2 separate regions of the Homo sapiens genome follow, and region 1 is linked to region 2. Evidence: read pairs that join two places in POLR2A ChIA-PET (ENCODE). Cell type or tissue: PC-9. All regions are shown on one strand. Links, peaks and the distances in the headings refer to the core of each region. The heading gives the core; the rest is flanking DNA. Region 1 overlaps NFAM1 (NFAT activating protein with ITAM motif 1). Region 2 holds the start of LOC105377203 (a long non-coding RNA gene).

What was found. ChIA-PET counts read pairs that join two places held together with the same protein. Peaks named below come from ENCODE experiments on the same cell type or tissue, not always from the same donor. Only the 100,000 strongest peaks of a DNase experiment are listed, where the experiment ranks them.
Region 1: POLR2A ChIA-PET joins it to region 2 with 15 read pairs; 3 of 35 experiments call an interaction of 5 or more read pairs at or near these places.

What each region holds. Positions count from the first base shown.
Region 1 is chr22:42,373,373-42,383,398 of GRCh38, reverse strand. NFAM1 (NFAT activating protein with ITAM motif 1) reads left to right here. Exons shown (of 6, transcript NM_145912.8): 6 at 1-2,992. Among named protein-coding and RNA genes, the nearest start is that of LINC01315, 9.2 kb to the right of the region's middle. In PC-9, for the core only: a CTCF peak has its summit at 8,542; a DNase peak (open chromatin) is centred at 8,498.
Region 2 is chr22:42,143,978-42,154,003 of GRCh38, reverse strand. LOC105377203 (a long non-coding RNA gene) reads left to right here and starts at 4,504. Exons shown (of 3, transcript XR_938280.2): 1 at 4,504-4,725; 2 at 5,651-6,032; 3 at 8,466-8,552. It also overlaps the pseudogene CYP2D7 and the pseudogene CYP2D8P. In PC-9, for the core only: no CTCF peak of the experiment used is centred there; no DNase peak of the experiment used is centred there.

The sequences.
Region 1 (10,026 bases), core at 1,448-9,447, 230 kb before region 2:
TGCCAGGTGTGCACAGGGGCCTCCCAGGCTCCTGGCTCCACCAGCCAAGGAGGTGGGGGCAAGGGTCAGGGCAATGGGGGACAATGCCGCTCAGGGTGCAGTGAGCTCCCCTGGGAAAACCGAAGCCAGCAAGACCAGGAGAGGGCCACCTCACTGGGCCTGCCTCCCCCACCTCCTGGGCCTCTCTGACCTCAGCTCCTAGACCCTGGACCCTTGGCTGGGACTCAGCATTTTCCAGTCTTTTTCAGGGGTAGACAGGGGAGCCTGGGTTAAACTTTACCACTGTGCCCTGGCCCAGGCATCACCAACACGGCCTCCCTGCAGCTGCCCTGCCACCGACAGACCCCGATTAAACCCACACCTGGCCTTGGCCTCCCCTGCTCTATACCTTGCATGGTTTTTGCCTCACTTGGAATAAAATTCCAACTCCTCCCTGTGGCGTAGGAGGTTCTTGGGGGCTGACCCATCACCCCTCTGGTGGACAGAGACATTGCCAGCGTGGTGGTCGTCTGTGCTTGGTTCAGGGCAAGGCTGGGAGGCAGTGGGTGCTGAGGTCTTCAGTGAGCAAGGAGAGAGGCAGGGAGGAGGAGGAGGAGGAGGAGAGCACAGCATGAAAGGACGGGACCCTAAAGGGCTTTGGCCCAAGGGAGGGTGGGGCAAGAATGTTCTGAGACTTCTGTGGGCAGCAAAGAGGACTGAGCACCTGTTCTCCAGCCCCCAGGACTGAGAGCCTGCAGAGACAAGCTGGCACAGGGCGAGGGGTGGCAGGGAACTTCAGGGTGGGAGGTGCATGGGGCAGGCGGGAGGAGGAAGAACAGAGAGGGGACAGAGAGGGTATGAATGGGAGCTCCTGGGGTGCAGGCTTGCTTTCCACTATGAATGGGTGGAGGAGGGAAGAGAAGAAAATTGCTTTTGAGACCCACCCAGGCTGGGTGGCCTCAGGGCCTCCCTTGAATCCCTGCTCCACCTCCCACAGCCTTGTGGACTTGGGCAAGTCACTGGCCACCTGAGCCTCAGTTTGCAGTGACAGTCAAGACAGCTCAGGCCAGGCGTAGTGGCTTATGCCTGTAATCCCAGCATGTTGGGAGGCCGAGGCGGGTGGATCACTTGAGGCCAGGAGTTTGAGACCAGCCTGGCCAACGTGGTGAAACCCCGTCTCTACTAAAAATACAAAAATTAGCCTGGTGTGGTGGCACGCACCTGTAGTCCCAGCTACTCGAGAGGCTAAGGCAGGAGAATCTCTTGAACCTGGGAGACAGAGGTTGCAGTGAGCCGAAGTGGCACCACTGCACACCAGCCTGGGCTACAGAGCACGCTCTGTCCAAATAAACAAACAAACAAACACTACTCAGTGTCTCAGAAAGGACAGAAGGGGACTCCCTGGCTCAGGCAGAAGCTCAGTGGGTGTGCATTTCCTTCAAGACTCGTCCTTCAGAAGGAATAGGCTTCTGGGGCAGTACAGAGGAGTCTAAGTGAGAGGCAGGCCTCCCTGGGAGCTGGGCCCAGGCTCTCTGCAGCCATGCCTTTAAGGAGTGCCTACGGGGTAGCACGATCAGATGGACAGGCCAGGGCTGCCCAGAGCTGGGGGTGGGAGCAAGGTAAGCAGAGAGGTGAGGGAAGGAGGGTGCTGGCTTAGCAGGAGCTGAATGAATGGGCCTGGAGGGGAAAAGCTAAGGGGGATGGGGTGGCTTGAGTGGAGTAGGTGAGGCCTAGGTGAAGGGGAGCTGTGGACCTTCCAGGACGGACGGATGTGAGCAGTCCTGAGTGGGGACTGGAGTTAGGGTGGGGAAGGGAAGCCCCAGGCAGCCCCTGCAGGCCCCTGCCCCTGGGCCCTACCGCAGCAGGGCAGCCCTGTCTCTGGGTCTCAGCTGATGCTTCCCTCTGCCCACTGGCCCCTGACCTGGTGGGATTTCCCACCATCTCTCCCGGCCCAGCCTGCCCTGCCCTCCTAGGTCTTCCCAACCTCCCCTCTGCAGAAACATCTCAGCCACGTCTGGCACCCCCAGGCATCCCTGCCTGCCTCTAGGAAGTTGACCCCTTCAATGGGTTTCAGCCTCCAACCCCACCCCCGCTTGACTCCTGCTCTGTCAGCACTTGCTTGAGAAAATCATCCTGGGAAACCAGCTTCTGGGAGCAGGGGCCTTGCCACTCGGTTCTGCGAGCCTGCTGAAGCCCTCCTTGCCACGTGTGCTTGCAGGCGGGGGCCCAGAACTAAGCTAGGAGGCCACTGGCTGTCCTGTGGGACCAGGGAAGTCTGGTGCCACCCTAGCAGAGGGCCCATGGACTTCTTCTGGAGGTCAGTCTGTGCCCAGCCTCTACCACCAGTCCAGAACTTGCAGTGGGTGCGGTAAACGGTGGCCCCTCCTCAGCAAACATTTCCAGGGGATTCTGGCAGCAGAGTTTCCATGGGAACATGTGCTGGTTCTGCGCTGAACCCGGTGTGGCTGGGGTTCCCTTCACAGCCAATATTGCAGGAACTGAGCCTGGTGGCCTCGGCCAGGGTAGGCAGTGCTCTTTGGCCACCCAGTGTCACAAACCTGAACTCAAGTTACAGGCAAAACCTGCTTTTCCTTTTTCTTTCTCTCTCTCTCTCTTTTTTTTTTTGTTAAAGCACATTCTAATGTAAAGTCCATGCTCCATTCTAAAGATGCCTCTGGGATTTCAGGGATGGATTTTTATGTAGTTCAATAGTTTTCTTGGCAGACAGCTTATGCAGGAGAGGTGGGCCGTTGGCTCAGTCCAGCCAGGCTGAGTGGCGTCACTCCATTCCTTGCAATGCCAGGGGATGTCATTTGTCCACCTGAGGGGGCTTCCCCAGTCTCCCTTCCCTGACCTGTGGTCAGAATGATGGCCTCAGCCTTGACTGAGCGCGGGTCAGGCCAGACTCTCTGAACTTGGTGTTGGCGTGTGTTTTGTGTGTGTCTGGAGGTGACATATGTGGGTGACAGAAGCATATGTTACAGTGAAACATTAAAACTACAGCAAAGTGAAACTCCTCTGATGCACCTGCCACCTCCCAGCCTCCATACCCGTCCCCTCCCCAGTAGTAACCAATCGGGTCATTTGGGAGTGTTTTCTTCGTCGCTGCTTTTATGGCATCTAGGTGTCTACCTGTGAACATGTAAAATGTGGAGCGCCGTGCGGGCTTCCGAACAGCCGCGATGCATTCATTTTGTAGGTGTTGTTTGCACTTGCTTTGTTGATGCAGCCCCACGTGGTGGGATCTGCCGGAGACAGCACACAGGAGCTGCCAGACTCCAATTACAGCAAAGGATCCTGCAGGACAGATGGATCCTAATTTAATCAGGCCCCCTATCGAAGGCCTTTTCAGTTGTTTATGATTTTTCAACCTCACATAAGGGGCTGCAGGGAACATCCTTGTACACACACACATCTGCAAAACTTTCCCTATGGGAAATGAGGAGGGATTCCTGGGACCCAGTGCATAGAAGTTCACTGTTCTAACAGTCACCACCAAATCGCCAGGCCCCGAGGTTGGACTGGTTTCTATTCCTCGGACTCTTTATCTAGAATATTTCATTTAATCCTGAAAATAGGTCTGTGATGGTGGGCAGGGGTGATCTCCCCATTTTATCGAAGCAGAAGCTACCACTCAGAACAGCTGACTGGCTCCAGGTCACACAGCCCAGGAGGAGCAACGCTGGGCTGCCTCGGCGTGTGTGCAGTCCTGCTGTCCCCAAGGGCATGTGTGCAGTCCTGCTGTCCCCAAGGCCAGGTAGGGGAGGTGATGGGGGAGGCAGAAAGAGCCATGGAGGGATGTGGTGTCCCCAGGAGTAGGGAAGCCCACAGAAGAACAGGTTTCCTTCAGAGATGGGCTGGCAGCCTCACATTCCTCTTATCCAATTTCTCAGAAGTGTGTGTGTGTGTGTGTGTGTGTGTGTGTGTGTGTGAAGTTGGGGGGGTCCTCCTGCCTCCCGGTATTCTATCTCTTTGGGGAAATGGAGGCAGATCCATAGAGCCCCAGGGGTTGGGCCTCCCCAGCAGCCCACGCCCACTGTGAGGCCTGGATCCTGGCAGCCTGTATGCTCTGATCCCAAGTCTACCCTGGAAATTCCCAGGCACAGCATGCCTGGAGGTGTGAGCCGCCTCTTAGAAGCTTTATAATCCCGGATAATGCTGCTGTAATTGGCATTGTTTTTCCATTACAATCCTTTCATTACCTGAAAACTGACTTTGCAAATGGCTATATCTGGAGTGGGTTTTATTTTACCACTTTGAGGACCTTGAGGGGCCGAGGAGTGGGGGCATTTTCTCTGTCTCTCCCTTGACTGCCCCATCCCCATCCCCCAGTGAGTTCCACAGGCCCAAGTGGGCCAGATCCTGGCCTTGGCTCAGGACATAGCCCTGTACCTTGCTGCCCGCCATGGGCTGATCCAGGGATGTCTCTTCTCCCCAGATGCCCCTTCTGTCCCCCTGCCATCAAGTCCACCCATAAGAGCCTCCCTCCAACCCCTCCTCCTCCCAGCCATTCCCAGTCCAAACAAGTCTCACCTGATCTTTCTATAATACATATCTGACCACATGATTCCTCTCTCAAAAGCCTGCCATACCTTATGGTAATGGTCAATTCATTCCAACAAGGGGGCCACCATCATTCAATGGGGAACAGTCTTTTCAACAATTGGTGCTGGGAGAGCCAAACCTCTACATGACCCCTACCTCACACCCTATACCAAAACTCACAGTGGTTTCCACTGTCCATAGGATCGGGGCTCAACCCCTTAGTCTCACATTCAGGGCTCTTACCACTCCTACCACTCCTTCACTTTTTTTTTTCTTTTCTTCTTTCTTTCTTTCTTTTTTTTTTTTTGAGATGGAGTCTCTCTGTGAGGCCCAGGCTGGAGTGCAGTGGTGTGATCTGGGCACACTGCAATCTCCACCTCCTGGGTTCAAGCAATTCTTCTGCCCCAGCCTCCCGAGTAGCTGGGACTACAGGCACGTGCCACCAGGCCCAGCTAATTTTTTTTGTATTTTTAGTGGAGATGGGGTTTCACCATATTGGCCAGGCTGGTCTCAAACTCCTGACTTCAAGAAATCCACCTACCTCGGCCTCCCAAAATGCTGGGATTACAGGTGTGAGCCACTATGCTTGGCTTTTTTTTTTTTTTTTTTTTTTTTTTTTTTTTGAGACAGGGTTTCCCTCCTATCACCCAGGCTGGAGTGCTGTGGTGCAATCTTGGCTCACTGCAACCTCTGTCTCCCAGGTTCAAGCAATTCTCCTGCCTCAGCTTCCCAAGTAGCTGGGATCACAGATGAGTGCCACCACGCCTGGCTAATTTTTTGTATTTTTAGTAGAGACAGGGTTTCACCACGTTGGCCAGGATGGTCTCAAACTCCTGACCTCAAGTGATCCGCCTGCCTCAGCCTCCCAAATTGCTGGGATTACAGGTGTGAGCCACCACACCTGGCCATCCTTCATTCTTTTAACAACATTTGTCCCGCTCCAACTATGTGTCAAGCCCAGTGCTGTGGCTGGAATAAGAAATGGACAGTCCTGTCTTCATGGAGTCCACCAGCTCATTTCTGATTGGCTCCTACTGGCCCAAAGTCACCCCAGCTCCATTCATGCTTCCATCTATGGCTGCTGTTCCCCAAGATGCTGAGCTCCCCACCTCTGAGTCTGGGCTCCTACCATTCTCCCTGCCCTGAGGACCTGCACCCTATTCTTTGCCTGAGGAATTCCTGCTCAAATGCTACCTCCAGCTGGGCACAGTGGCTCACGCCTACAATCCCACCACTTTGGGAGGCCAAGGCAGGCAGATCACCTCACGTCAGGAGTCGGAGACCAGCCTAGCCAACATGGCAAAACCCCATCTCTACTAAAAATACAAAAATTAGCCGGGTGTGGTGGCACATACCACAGATATCAGCCACAGAGTAAAACTCCATCTCAAAAAAAAAAAAAAATGCTACCTCCACTGTGAAGTCTTCCTTAAAGCCCCCTCCCACACCAAGCAGTTTACTGAATCCTCTCATTTCTTTGACCTCTTCAAACTGAATCAGTTCACACACATCCATCTCCCCCCAGAATTCCCGTGTTTCCCAAGCATGGCAAACACCTCATTTGTCTCTCTTTGTCTGTGCCTGACTCACAGTAGGGGCTTAGGAGCTGTTTGTTCAAAAAATAAAGGAGTCTTTTCCTTTGCTGTTGATTCAACACCTGTTCTTAGTGAAAAAGGGATAATTTTTTTTTTTATTTCCAGGAAGTGATCTTTAATTAGTATATGACCCATTTTACATATGTGAAAATTGAGGCAGACTGTTGCTGCACCCACAACACCAGGAGAAGCAAGGCAATAAGAAGTGCAGGCTCTGGAAGGCCGGCAGCCTCCGCCTAATGGGGAGGGCGGGGAGGCTCTGTGCTGAGCTGTTGGAGGCGAGGCCAGGCACAGGGGAAAGGCCGACATCCCCCTCCCCCACCTCCTTTCAATTCCTGGCTGCCAAGGCTGTCAAGAGGCTCTGAGGACACGTGCCTGCGTCAGGGGCCATGAGCCCTGTTAGGGTGGTTCTGCTAATTGATCCCAGAAGCCCTTGTGACTGCCAGGGGATGCCTCAGCGGACTCAGCAATGTCCTGACCGCTACCTCTCGCCTCACCAGATGGCCTCCCTCCTGCCTCAGCTGCCTCTAGGCCAGGCCACATGTCCCTGATCATTCAGGGCCTGAGACTCCCCCAAGTAGCCAGCAGAACAGAGCCCGGCCAGGGGTGGTGGCGGGGGTGTGTGGGGAGCACTGGAGAAGCTCCTTTTTTTCTGTGTCTCTCTGGCTGATTGGATGGTTTTCCAAAAAGAAAAATTTTAATGTGTTTTCGGTTTGGTTTTTTTTTTTTTTTTTTTTTTTTGAGACAGGGTCTCACTCTGTCATCCAGGCTGGAGTGCAGTGGTGCGATCACAGCTCACTGCAGCCTCAACCTCTGTGCTCCAGCGGTCCTCTACCTCAGCCTCCGGAGTAGCTGGCACTACAGGTGCGCACCATCACACCTGGCTAATTTTTTGTATTTTTCATAGAGACCGGGTTTTGCCGTGTTGCCCAGGCTGGTCTCAAACTCCTGAGCTCAAGCGATCCTGCCACCTTGGCCTCCCAAATGCTGGGATTACCGGCATAAGCCATTGCTGCTTAGCCAGCACTCAGCCTCAAATGCCCCCACAACTTCCTCCAGCAGCCCCACAATCTCCTGCCCCTTATGGGTGGGGAACCCTGGCATGTCATGTGACGGGGGTGGAGTCAGGAGAGCTGCTGTCCTTCCTGACCCATTGGGACAAGTCTGTGCAGCTGAGTCCCAGGGATAAGGGTAGGACCCACAGCCAAGTGACCAGTTCCAGAAATAGAGATGGTCATTGTGGTGCTCAAGGCACCCCTGCCTTCTTCCTGGGTTCAAGCCTGGAGCTCAAGATTGGAGTTCAAGGTTGCAGAGAGCTTTAGAACTGCTAATGGGGGCCAGGCGCAGTGGCCCACGCCTGGCCAACATGGGTGAAACCCTATCGCAACTAAAAATACAAAAATTATCCAGACAGCCGGGCACGGTGGCTCACGCCTGTAATCCTAGCACTTTGGGAGGCCAAGGCAGGTGGATCATCGAGGTCAGGAGTTCGAGACCAGCCTGGCCAACATGGTGAAACCATATCTCTACTAAAAATATAAAAATTAGCTGGGCGTGATGGTGGGCGCCTATAATCCCAGCTACTCAGGAGGCTGAGGCAGGAGAATTGCTTGAACCCAGGAGACTGAGGTTGCAGTGAGCCGACAGGGTGCCACTGCCCTCCAGCCTGGGCGACAGAGTGAGACTCTGTCTCAAAAAAAAAAAAAAAAAAAAAGAACTGCTGGCCGGGCACGGTGGCTCACACCTGTAATCAGCACTTTGGGAGGCCAAGGTGGGCGGATCATGAGGTCAGGAGATCGAGACCATCCTGGCTAACACGGTGAAACCCCACCTCTACTAAAAATACAAAAAATTAGCCGGGCGTGGTGACGGGTCCGTGTAGTTCCAGCTACTTGGGAGGCTGAGGCAGGAGAGTGGCGTGAACCCGGGAGACAGAGCTTGCAGTGAGCCGAGATAGCGCCATTGCACTCCAGCCTGGGCGACAGAGCAAGACTCTGTCTCAAAAAAAAAAAAAAAAAAAAGAACTGCTAATGGGTATGGGGATTTTTTATGAGGTAATGGAAATGTTCTGGAATGCGACAGCAGTGATGGTTACGCAACCTCTTGAATATGCTAAAATCCATTGAATTGTACACTTTAAAAGGGTAAATTTATAATATGTGAATTGCATTTCAATAACACAAAACAAAAATAAACCAAAAAAAATTGCCCTACTTAAACACTTTCTGTTGTCCCCTGTTCATTACCCTTAGGACAGAGCACACACACACTTCCCTGGGACGTGGTTCAGCTTCTTCCTCCACCCAGCCTGCCCTGCCCGTACCCTTTCCTGCCCTTCCTCCTTTCCTCCTACAGAAGGGCCCTGCTGGGGCCTCTTTCAAGGTCCAGGCTCTGGCGCATGAAACTCCCTCTACCTGTCAGATGGTTAAATGCCTATTCAGTTTTTATCTGTGGCAATAAGTAGGCATTGATCTCATTTCACAGATGAGGAAACTGAGCCTTAAAAAGATATAACAACTCGCCCAAAGTCACCTAGCTGGCAGATGGTGCAGTTGAGATTCAGGCCCCAGCAGTGGCTTCAGAATCCATGATCTGAACCACTTTGGTTGGTGGCTTTCTGTGGTAGCCTGAAGAATCCCACCCTCGCCAAGATATCCACATCCTAATCCTGGAACCTGTGAATGTTACCTTATATGACAAAGGCGCCGCAGATGTGATTAAGGATCTGGAGATGAGGAGGTTATCCTGGATCATTACAATCACAAACGCCCTTATAAAGGGGGATGCAGAGGGAGATTACAGACCAAAGGCAGAAGGTGGTGTGATGATGGAAGCAGAGAAAGAGGTCTGAAGATGGTACGCCGCTGGTTTTGAACATGGAAGAAGAGGCCACAGCCGGGGAACAGAGCCCCAGAAGCAGGAGAGGGCAAGGAAACGGATACTCCTCAAAGCTTCTGGAGGGAACGTGGCCCTGTGAACACCCTGGTTTCTGCCTGTTGAAACTGATTCTGAATTTCCGGTCTTGAGAACTGTAAGAAAATAAATGTGTGTCGTGTTGTGGGTTTTTAAAAAATAATTTTTTTCTTTCTTTTTTCTCCCGGCTTTTCAATAGGGATAACGTGTGTTGTTTTAAGTCACCAGGTTTGTGGTGATTAGTTACAGCAGCCATAGAAAATGAAGACACTGGCCAGGCTCACGCCTGTAATCCCAGCACTTTGGGAGGCTGAGGGCAGGTGGATCACCTGAAGTCAGGAGTTTGAGACCAGCCTGGCCAACATGGCGAAACCTGTCTCTACTAAAAATAGAAAAATTAGCTGGGTGTAGTGGTGCATGCCTGTAGTCCCAGTACTCAGGAGGCTGAGGCAGGAGAATCGCTTGAACCTGGGAGATGGCGGTTGCAATGAGCCAAGATTGCGCCATTGCACTCCAGCCTGGGCGACAGAGCAAGACTCCGTCTCAAGGAAAAAAAAAGAAAAGAAAATGAAGACACTTTCCCTCCTAGAAGAGCCTATTCTGCCTCCCAGGCTGGGCCCCTCTCTGAGAGGCTCTTCTGCCCCGAGGTCAGTGGCCCACCCTGTTTTGTGCTCCTTGGGGATGCTTCCTATGACCTCTGACCCTGGAGCTTGCCTCGGTCATGACCTCCATGCTCACCCTGACCTTGGGCCTCTTCTACGGCTCCCAGCACTGACTTCACCAGGCTGGAGTCATCTTCCAGTTGTTCAGGGGCAGGCACCAGCTCTGGGGCAGTGTGGAAGAGGAAAGTGAGGCTTGGAGGGGGGCACTGAATGCTCAAGATCACTCAGCTGGCAAGAGGCAGAGCCGCTGAATGTGTGGCCATGAGATGACCAGGGCACCCAAGCCGAAGGGCTCGTGAGGAAAGAGGCCACACTGGCTGCCCACTGCCCCT
Region 2 (10,026 bases), core at 701-8,700:
TGAGGCAGGAGAATGGCATGAACCCATGAGGCAGAGCTTGAAGTGAGCTGAGAACACACCATTACACTCCAGTCTGGGCGACAGAGCGAGACTCTGTCTCAAAAAAAAAAAAAAAAAAAAAAAAAAAAAAAATCAACGGCTGGGCGCGGTGGCTCACACCTGTAATCCCAGCATCTTGGGAGACCAAGGTGGGGGGATCACAAGGTCAGGAGTTCGAGACCAGCCTGGCCAACATGGTGAAACCCTGCCTCTACTAAAAATACAAAAATTAGCGGGGCACGGTGGTGGGCACCTGTAATCCCAGCTACATGGGAGGCTGAGGCAGGTGAATTGCTTGAACCCGGGAGGTGGAGGTTGCAGTGAGCCAAGATCGCGCCATTGCGCTCCAGCCTGGGTGACAGAGCCAGACATGGTCTAAATAAATGAGTAAGTTAGAAATCAAGGATGAAGGGATATAGTGGACCCGGTTCAAACCTTTTGCACTGTGGGTCCTCGGGCCTCACTGCTCACCGGCATGGACCATCATCTGGGAATGGGATGCTAACTGGGGCCTCTCGGCAATTTTGGTGACTCTTGCAAGGTCATACCTGGGTGACGCATCCAAACTGAGTTCCTCCATCACAGAAGGTGTGACCCCATCCCCGCCCCAGGATCGGGAGGCTGGGTCTCCTCCTTCCACCTGCTCACTCCTGGTAGCCCCGAGGGTCGTCTAAGGTTCAAATAGGACTAGGACCTGCAGTCTGGGGGGACCCTGGCCTGATGGAGGCCCTGACCCAACGGAGGCCCTGACCCTCCCTCTACAGCTGCGGCACCGCTTTGGGGACGTGTTCAGCCTGCAGCTGGCCTGGATGCCGGTGGTCGTGCTCAATGGGCTGGCGGCCGTGCGTGAGGCTCTGGTGACCTGCGGCGAGGACACCGCCGACCGCCCGCCTGCGCCCATCTACCAGGTCCTGGGCATCGGGCCGCGCTCCCAAGGCAAGCGGCGGTGGGGGACAGAGACTGCGTTTCCGTGGGTCCTGGGTGGGCGGTGACCGTAGCCCAAGCTGGGCTGAGAGGGCGCGGGGTTGTGGGCCAGTGAGTGGGTTGGGGACAGCGAGCCAGGAAACCACTTCCATTGGGGAGGTGCGAGTCTGTGGGCGGGAGGAAGAGGGGCTTGTGAGTGGGCGGGGCAACTGCCGAGACCCACCAGGAACCGGGTGGGCGGAGCTGGCGCCTTTCCCAGCTGGAAGCGGGTGTCTAGAAGCCGGGATGGACTCTGCTGTGGGCTCAGTATGGGCGGGGCGGGACGGGCGGGATCTTCCCTGAGTGGAAAGGCAGTCAGGGTCGGAAGAGCCAAGGTGGGGCCAAGACCCAAGCAAGGTGAGTGAGCAAAGAGCAGGCCCTGTGCCCAGCTGGACAGGGCCAGGGACTGCGGGAGACCAGGAAAAGCACAGGGTTGGAGTGGGCGGCGGAGGGCGGGGCCAAGGCCTCCATGACCACGCCCATGTGTCCGTCCCGCCCCCAGGGGTGTTTCTGGCACACTACGGACACGCGTGGCGCGAGCAGAGGCGCTTCTCCGTGTCCACCTTGCGCAACTTGGGCCTGGGCAAGAAGTCCCTGGAGCGGTGGGTGACCGAGGAGGCCGCCTGCCTCTGTGCCGCCTTCGCCGACCAAGCCAGTGGGTGATGGGCAGAGGGGCACAAAGCGGGAACTGGGAAGGTGGAGGACTGGGAAGGCGACCCCTGACCCGCATCTCCCGCCCCCAGGACGCCCCTTTCACCCCAACGGCCTCCTGAACAAAGCGGCGAGCAACGTGATCGCCTCCCTCACCTGCGGGTGCCGCTTCGAGTACGACGACCCTCGCTTCCTCAGGCTACTGGACCTAGCTCAGAAGGGATTGAAGGAGGAGCTGGGCTTTCTGTGAGAGATGTGGAGCGAGGGACCGCAGGGTCTCTGCAGGGCGAGCTCCTGAGAGGTGCCGGGACTGCAGCCGGACCTCCAAGGAGCAGGGTTTGCATAGAGTGGTTTGGGAAAGGACATTCCAGAAGAGCTCACTGCTAGAGGAAGGGCCTTGAGGAGGAGGAGACATCTCAGATACGGTCGTGGGAGAGGTGTGCCCGGGTCAGGGGGCACCAAGAAAGGCCAAGGACCCTGTGCCTCCTGTCCACATTGGAGATTTTGATTTTTAGGTTTCTCCTCTGGCAGCCCAGGGCAAGGAGAGAGGGTGGAGGCTGGCACTTGGGGAGGGACTTGGGGAGGTGAGTGGTGGGGACAGGTAGGCCCTGGGTCTTCCCTGGAGGCAGCTGGGGCCTGAGACTGGTCCAGGTGAACGCAGAGCACAGGAGGGATTGAGACCCCGTTCTGTGTCAGCTGTAGATGCTGAATGTTGTCCCCCTCCTCCTGCGCATCCCAGGGCTGGCTGGCAAGGTCCTACGCTCCCAAAAGGCTTTCCTGACCCAGCTGGATGAGCTGCTGACCGAGCACAGAATGATCTGGGACCCAGCCTAGCCACCCCGAGACCTGACTGAGGCCTTCCTGGCAGAGAAGGAGAAGGTGAGAGTGGCTGACACGGTAGGGACCAGGGGTGGTGGGTTGAGCGTCCGGGAGGAATGAGGCAGGCAAAAGGTGGGTCCATTGGATCACTTGGCAAGTGGCACCTGGGCTGACAGGTGCAGAATGTGGAGGTCATTTGGGGGCTTTCCCGTTCTGTCCCCTGAGTACCCTCTCAGCCCTGCTCAGGCCAAGGGGAACCCTGAGAGCAGCTTCAATGATGAGAACCTGCGCATGGTGGTGGCTGACCTGTTCTTTGCCGGGATGGTGACCACCTCGATCACGCTGGCCTGGGGCCTCCTGCTCATGATCCTACGCCCGGATGTGCAGCGTGAGCCCAGCTGGGGCCCAGTGCAGGGGGCAAGGGAGGAAGGGTACAGGTGGGGGCCCCTGAGCTTAGCTGGGACACCCGGGACTCCAAGCACAGGCTTGGCCAGGTTCCTGTAAGCCTAACCTCCTCCAACACAGGAGGCAGGAGAGTGTCAGGGCTGGTCCCCTGGGTGCTGACCCATTGTGGGGACGCGTGTCTGTCCAGGCCGTGTCCAACAGATCGACAACGTGATAGGGCAGGTGTGGTGACCAGAGATGGGTGACCAGGCTCGCATGCCCTGCACCACTGCCGTGATTCACGAGGTGCAGCGCTTTGGGGACATCGTCCCCCTGGGTGTGACCCATATGACATCCCGTGACATCGAAGTACAGGGCTTCCGCATCCCTAAGGTAGGCCTGGCACCCTCCTCACCCCAGCTCAGCACCAGCCCCTGGTGATAGCCCCAGCATGGCCACTGCCAGGTGGGCCCAGTCTAGGAACCCTGGCCACCCAGTCCTCAATGCCACCACATCGACTGTCCCAGCCTGGGTGTGGGGTGCAGAGTATAGGCAGGGCTGGCCTGTCCATCCAGAGCCCCAGTCTAGTGGGGAAGGCAGACCAGGACCTGCCAGAATGTTGGAGGACCCCAATACCTGTAGGGAGAGGGGGTAGCGTGGGCGCTCCCAGGAGGTGTGACTGCGCCCTGCCATGGGGTCGGAGAGGGTGCTCTGGAGCTTCTCGGGCACAGGACTAGTTGACAGAGTCCAGCTGTGTGCCAGGCAGTGTGTGTCCCCTGTGTGCTTGGGGGTCCCAGCATCCTAGAGTCCAGTCCCCACTCTCACCCTGCATCTCCTGCCCAGGGGATGATGCTCTTCACCAACCTGTCATCGGTGCTGAAGGATGAGGCCGTCTGGGAGAAGCCCTTCCGCTTCCACCCCGAACACTTCCTGGATGCCCAGGGCCACTTTGTGAAGCTGGAGGCCTTCCTGCCTTTCTCAGCAGGTGCCTGTGGGGAGCCCGGCTCCCTGTCCCCTTCCGTGGAGTCTTGCAGGGGTATCACCCGGGAGCCAGGCTCACTGACGCCCCTCCCCTCCCCACAGGCCGCCGTGCATGCCTCGGGGAGCCCCTGGCCCGCATAGAGCTCTTCCTCTTCTTCACCTCCCTGCTGCAGCACTTCAGCTTCTCGGTGCCCACCGGACAGCCCCGGCCCAGCCACTCTCGTGTCGTCGGCTTTCTGGTGACGCCATCCCCCTATGAGCTTTGTGCTGTGCCCCGCTAGAGTTGCTCCTCAGCTGGGACCCTGTTGTACAATAAATTAGTCTAGTGGCTCCCACTTGGTTTCTGTATCCAGTCTGGGCCCCTGCCAAGGTCCTGGTTGTGTTGGGTCGTCAGTCACCTGCCTGATGTCAGTGCTCACCCCTCACCCCTCACCCCTCACCTCATTCATTCATTTTTTTTTTTTTTTTTTTGAGATGGAGCCTACTCTGTCACCCAGGCTGGAGTGCAGTGGTGCAATCTCAGCTCACTGCAACCTCCGCCTCCAGAGTTCAAGCGATTCTCGTGCCTCAGCTTCCTGAGTAGCTGGGATTACAGGCACCGGGTACCACCCCCGGCTCATTTTTGTCTTTTTAGTAGTGATGGGTTTCGCCATGTTGGCCAGTCTGGTTTCAAACTCCTGACTTCACGTGACCACCAGCCTCAGCCTCCCAAAGTGCTGGGATTACAGGCGTGAGCCACCGAGACCAGCCTCACCTCATTCACTCTTACCTGGACGCCTGACTTTACTTGAGATACAGGCATAGTGATTCTCAGCAGGAAACAGCCTGCCCCCACGTCACGCCCAGAGACCCATCACTGGCTGCCTGGCTTGGTGACAAAGTCCATGCGTAAGTCTTGGCTGGGGTGGATATGAATAGGCATATGCCAAGAATCAACCCATTCCCTGGCTAGGGTGGGAGACTGTGTTGTGCTCCCCCAGACCACCCTCAGGTTCAGTGATTTCTAGAAGGTCTCACAGCCCTAGAAAAGCTGTTATTCTCCCTGTTAACAGTTTATTACAGAGAAGGGTACAGATTAAAGTCAGCAAAGATGAAAGGCACAGGGACCAGAGTCCAGAATGACCAGGCCAAGGCTGCAGCTCTCTTTTCTGGTGGACTCCTACAGGCAGTGCTTAATTCTCCCCCAACAGTAAGTGAGGCAGCAGAGAGCCCTGCCAGCCACGGAAGCTCACCTGGGCCTTGGTGTCCATGGTTTTTGTTGGGAGTTGGTCATCCTAGGCTTGAGCCCCCGCAGCATGGCTGACCTCAGTTACTCAGTCTCCAGCCCCTCCTGAAGTCAGATGGATACAGGCCTGACGGCCCCACCCTCGATCACATTGTTGGCATAAACTGTGTTGTACGGTCCAAGGCCCTAGCTATGTACAAAGACACTATTTCAGGCAGGACATTCCAAGGCCTTAGCAGATATCTCCCAGCCTCCTGTCAAGAGTCAGTTTGGACTCTTGGTCCAGTGGCTTGCATTGTGCAAGGAATGACTTCCCCACTTTTTACTACACAGGCCACCCCTCTTGGCTCTAACAGCAAAATGATATTAGTTTGAGCATCTGTGTGTGTGTGTGTGTGTGTGTGTGTGTGTGTGTTTTCTTGAGACAGGGTCTTGCTCTGTCACCGAGGCTGGAGTGCAGTGATGCCATCAGGGCTCACTGCAGCCTTGACTTCCTGGGTTCAAGCAATCCTCCCATCTCAGCCTCCCTAGTAGCTGGGACTGCAGGCACATGCCACCATGCTTTGCTAATTTTTGTATTTTTTGTAGAGACGGAGTTTCACCATGTTGGCCAGGCTGCTTTCGAACTCCCTATCTCAGGTCATCTGACTGCCTCAGCCCCCCAGAGTGCTGGGATTACAGGTGTAAGCTACTGTGCCCAGCCAAATTTCCTTCCTAATTTCTTCATTGAACCACTGGCCATTCCGGACCATATTGTTTAATTTTCACGTGTATGTATAGTTTCCAGAATTCCTCTTGTTGTTGATTTCCACTTTTATTCTGTTGTGGTCAGAGAAGATGCTTGATATTATTTTAACATTTGTAATGTTTTAAGACTTGCTTTGTGACCTAACATATGGTGTATCCTTGAGAATGATCCATGTGCTGAGGAGAAGAATGTGTATTCTGCAGACTTTAGACGAAGTGTTCTGTAAGTATCTAGTAGGTCCATTTCTTTTGTAGTGCAGATTAAGTCTAATGTTTTCTTATTGGGTTTCCATCTGGGACACCCGTCCAATGCTGAATGTGGGGTGTTGACGTCTTTAGCTGTTATTGCGTTAACGTCTCTCTTGGGCTCCAATAACATTTGCTTTACGTGCTCCAGTGTTGTGTGCATATGTATTTACAATTGTTATATTCTGTTGCTGGATGACCTTCTTTGTCTCCTCTTACAGTTTTTTTGGTTGTTGTTGTTTGTTTGTTTTGTTTTGGAGACGGAGTCTCGCTCTGTCACCCAGGCTGGAGTGCAGTGGCGCGATCTTGGCTCACTGCAAGCTTCGCCTCCCAGGTTGACGCCATTCTCCTGCCTCAGCCTCCTGAGTAGCTGGGACTACAGGCGCCCGCCACCACGCCTGGCTAATTTTTTGTATTTTTAGTAGAGACGGGGTTTCACCATGTTAGCCAGGATAGTCTCAATCTCCTGACCTCGTGATCCGCCCGTCTTGGCCTCCCAAAGTGCTGGGATTACAGGCGTGAGCCACCACACCCGGCCTCCTCTTACAGTTTTTGTTTTAAAATCTGTTCTGTCTAAGTATTGCTACTCCTGCTCTTTTTTGTTTTCCATTGGCATGGAGTATCTTTTTCCATCCCTTTATTTTCAGTCCATGTGTATCTTTACAGGTGAAGTGTGTTTCTTCTAGACAAAAGAGCATTGAGCTTTGCTTTTTCATCCATTCAGCCACTCTGTGTCTTTGTATTGGAGAGTTTAGTCCATTTACATTCAATGTTATTATTGCTAAGCAGGGACTTACTCCTGCTATTTTGTTATTTCTTTTCTCACTGTTTTGTGGTCTTCTCTTTTTTTTTTTTTTTTTTTTTTTTTTCCTTGTCTTCCTTTTAATGAAGGTGATTTTCTCTGGTGGTATGATTTAATTTCTTGCTTTTTTGTGTGTGTGTATCCATTGTGTGTTTTTTCTTCTTTTCTTTTTGAGACACAGTCTCACTTATTGTGTGCTTTTTGATTTGAGGTTGCCGTGAGGCTTGCAAATATTATCTTATAACTCATTATTTTAAACGGATGACAACACTGATTGTGTAAACAAACATAAAGCAAAAGGAAGACTAATAAAAACTCTACACTTTAAGTTCATCTTAGTGCTTTTTAACTTTTTGTTGTTTCTCTTTTTTTGTTTTTGAGATAAAGTCTTGCTCTGTTGCCCAGGCTAGAGTGCAGTGGCACGATCTCAGCTCACTGTAACCTCCACTTCCCAGGTTCAACCGATTCTCCTGCCTCAGCCTCCTGGGTAGCAGGCGCCCACCACCATGCCCAGCTAAATTTTTTGTATTTTTAGTAGAGATGGGGTTTCACCATGTTGGCCAGGCTTGTCTCGAACTCCTGCCCTCAGGTGATCCACCCACCTCAGCCTTACAAAGTGCTGGGATTACCTGCGTGAGCCACCGGGTCCGGCCTCTTTATGTCTTACTGTACTGTCTGTCTTGAAAAGTACTTATTATTTTTGATTGGTTCATCATTTAGTCTAATTAAAATAAGAGTAGTTTACACACCACAATTACAGTATTATAATACTCTGTTTTTCTGTGTGCTTACTATTACCAGTGAGTTTTGTACCTTTAGATGATTTCTTCTTGCTCATTAATATCCTTTTTTTTTTCAGATTGAAAAACTCCCTTTAGCATTTCTTGTGGGATATAGGTCTGGTGTTGATGAAATCTCGCAGCTTTTGTTTGTCTGGGAAGGTCTTTATTTCTCCTTCCTGTTGGAAGGATATTTTTGCCAGATACGTTATTCTAGGCTAAAAGTTTTTTTTCCTTCAGCACTTTAAATATGTCATGCCACTCCCCCCTGGCCTGTAAGGTTTCCACTGGAAAGGTGGCTGCCCCATGTCATGTATTGGAGCTCTACTGCATGTTATTTGTTTCTTTTCTCTTGCTGCTTTTAGGATCCTTTCTTTATCCTTGACCTTTCGGAGTTTAATTATCAGATGCCTTGAGGTCGTCTTCTTTGGGTTAAATCTGCTTGGTGTTCTATAAACTTCTTGTACAAAAAATCAGCCAGGCATGGTGGTGGGCACCTGTAATCCCAGCTACTTGGGAGGCTGAGGCAGGAGAATCGCTTGAACCCTGGAGGTGGAGGTTGCAGTGAGCCGAGATCGCATCATTGCACTCCCACCTGGGCGACAGAGCAAAACTCCGTCTCAAAAAAAAAATTATTTGGGCTCGGTGGTGCCTGTAGTCCCAGCTACTTGGGAGGCAGGAGGTCCACTTGATGTTGAGATTGCAGTGAGCCATGATCCTGCCACTGCACTCCGGCCCGGGCAACAGAGTGAGACCCTGTCTAAAGAAAAAATAAAAATAAAAAAGCAACATATCCTAAATAAAGGATCCTCCATAATGTTTCCACCAGATTTCTAATCAGAAACATGGAGGCCAGGAAGCAGTGGAGAATGACGACCCTCAGGCAGCCCTGGAGGATGCTGTCACAGGCTGGGGCAACGGCCTTCAGGCTACCAACTGGGAGCTCTGGGAACAGCCCTGTTGCAAACAGGAAGTCATGGCCCGGCCAGAGCCCAGAATGTGGGCTGAGCTGGGATCCATGTGACAGCTTTGAGGCTCACCGGGAGCAGCCTCTGGACAGGAGAGGTCCCATCCAGGAAACCTCGGGCATGGCTGGGAAGTGGGGTACTTGGTGCCGGGTCTGTATGTGTGTGTGACTGGTGTGTGTGAGAGAGAATGTGTGCCCTGAGTGTCAGTGTGAGTCTGTGTATGTGTGAATATTGTCTTTGTGTGGGTGATTTTCTGCATGTGTAATCGTGTCCCTGCAAGTGTGAACAAGTGGACAAGTGTCTGGGAGTGGACAAGAGATCTGTGCACCATCAGGTGTGTGCATAGCGTCTGTGCATGTCAAGAGTGCAAGGTGAAGTGAAGGGACCAGGCCCATGATGCCACTCATCATCAGGAGCTCTAAGGCCCCAGGTAAGTGCCAGTGACAGATAAGGGTGCTGAAGGTCACTCTGGAGTGGGCAGGTGGGGGTAGGGAAAGGGCAAGGTCATGTTCTGGAGGAGGGGTTGTGACTACATTAGGGTGTATGAGCCTAGCTGGGAGGTGGATGGCCGGGTCCACTGAGACCCTGGTTATCCCAGAAGCCTGTGTGGGCTTGGGGAGCTTGGAGTGGGGAGAGGGGGTGACTTCTCCGACCAGGCCTTTCTACCACCCTACCCTGGGTAAGGGCCTGGAGCAGGAAGCAGCGGCAAGGACCTCTGGAGCAGCCCATACCTGCCCTGGCCTGACTCTGCCACTGGCAGCACAGTCAACACAGCAGGTTCACTCACAGCAGAGGGCGAAGGCCATCATCAGCTCCCTTTATAAGGGAAGGGTCACGCGCTCGGTGTGCCGAGAGTGTCCTGCCTGGTCCTCTGTGCCTGGTGGGGTGGGGGTGCCAGGTGTGTCCAGAGGAGCCCAGTTGGTAGTGAGGCAGCCATGGGGCTAGAAGCACTGGTGCCCCTGGCCATGATAGTGGCCATCTTCCTGCTCCTGGTGGACCTGATGCACCGGCACCAACGCTGGGCTGCACGCTACCCGCCAGGTCCCCTGCCACTGCCCGGGCTGGGCAACCTTGCTGCATGTGGACTTCCAGAACACACCATACTGCTTCGACCAGGTGAGGGAGGAGGTCCTGGAGGGCGGCAGAGGTCCTGAGGATGCCCCACCACCAGCAAACATGGGTGGTGGGTTAAACCACAGGCTGGATCAGAAGCCAGGCTGAGAAGGGGAAGCAGGTTTGGGGGACGTCCTGGGGAAGGACATTTATACATGGCATGAAGGACTGGATTTTCCAAAGGCCAAGGAAGAGTAGGGCAAGGGCCTGGAGGTGGAGCTGGACTTGGCAGTGGGCATGCAAGCCCATTGGGCAACATATGTTATGGAGTACAAAGTCCCTTCTGCTGACACCAGAAGGAAAGGCCTT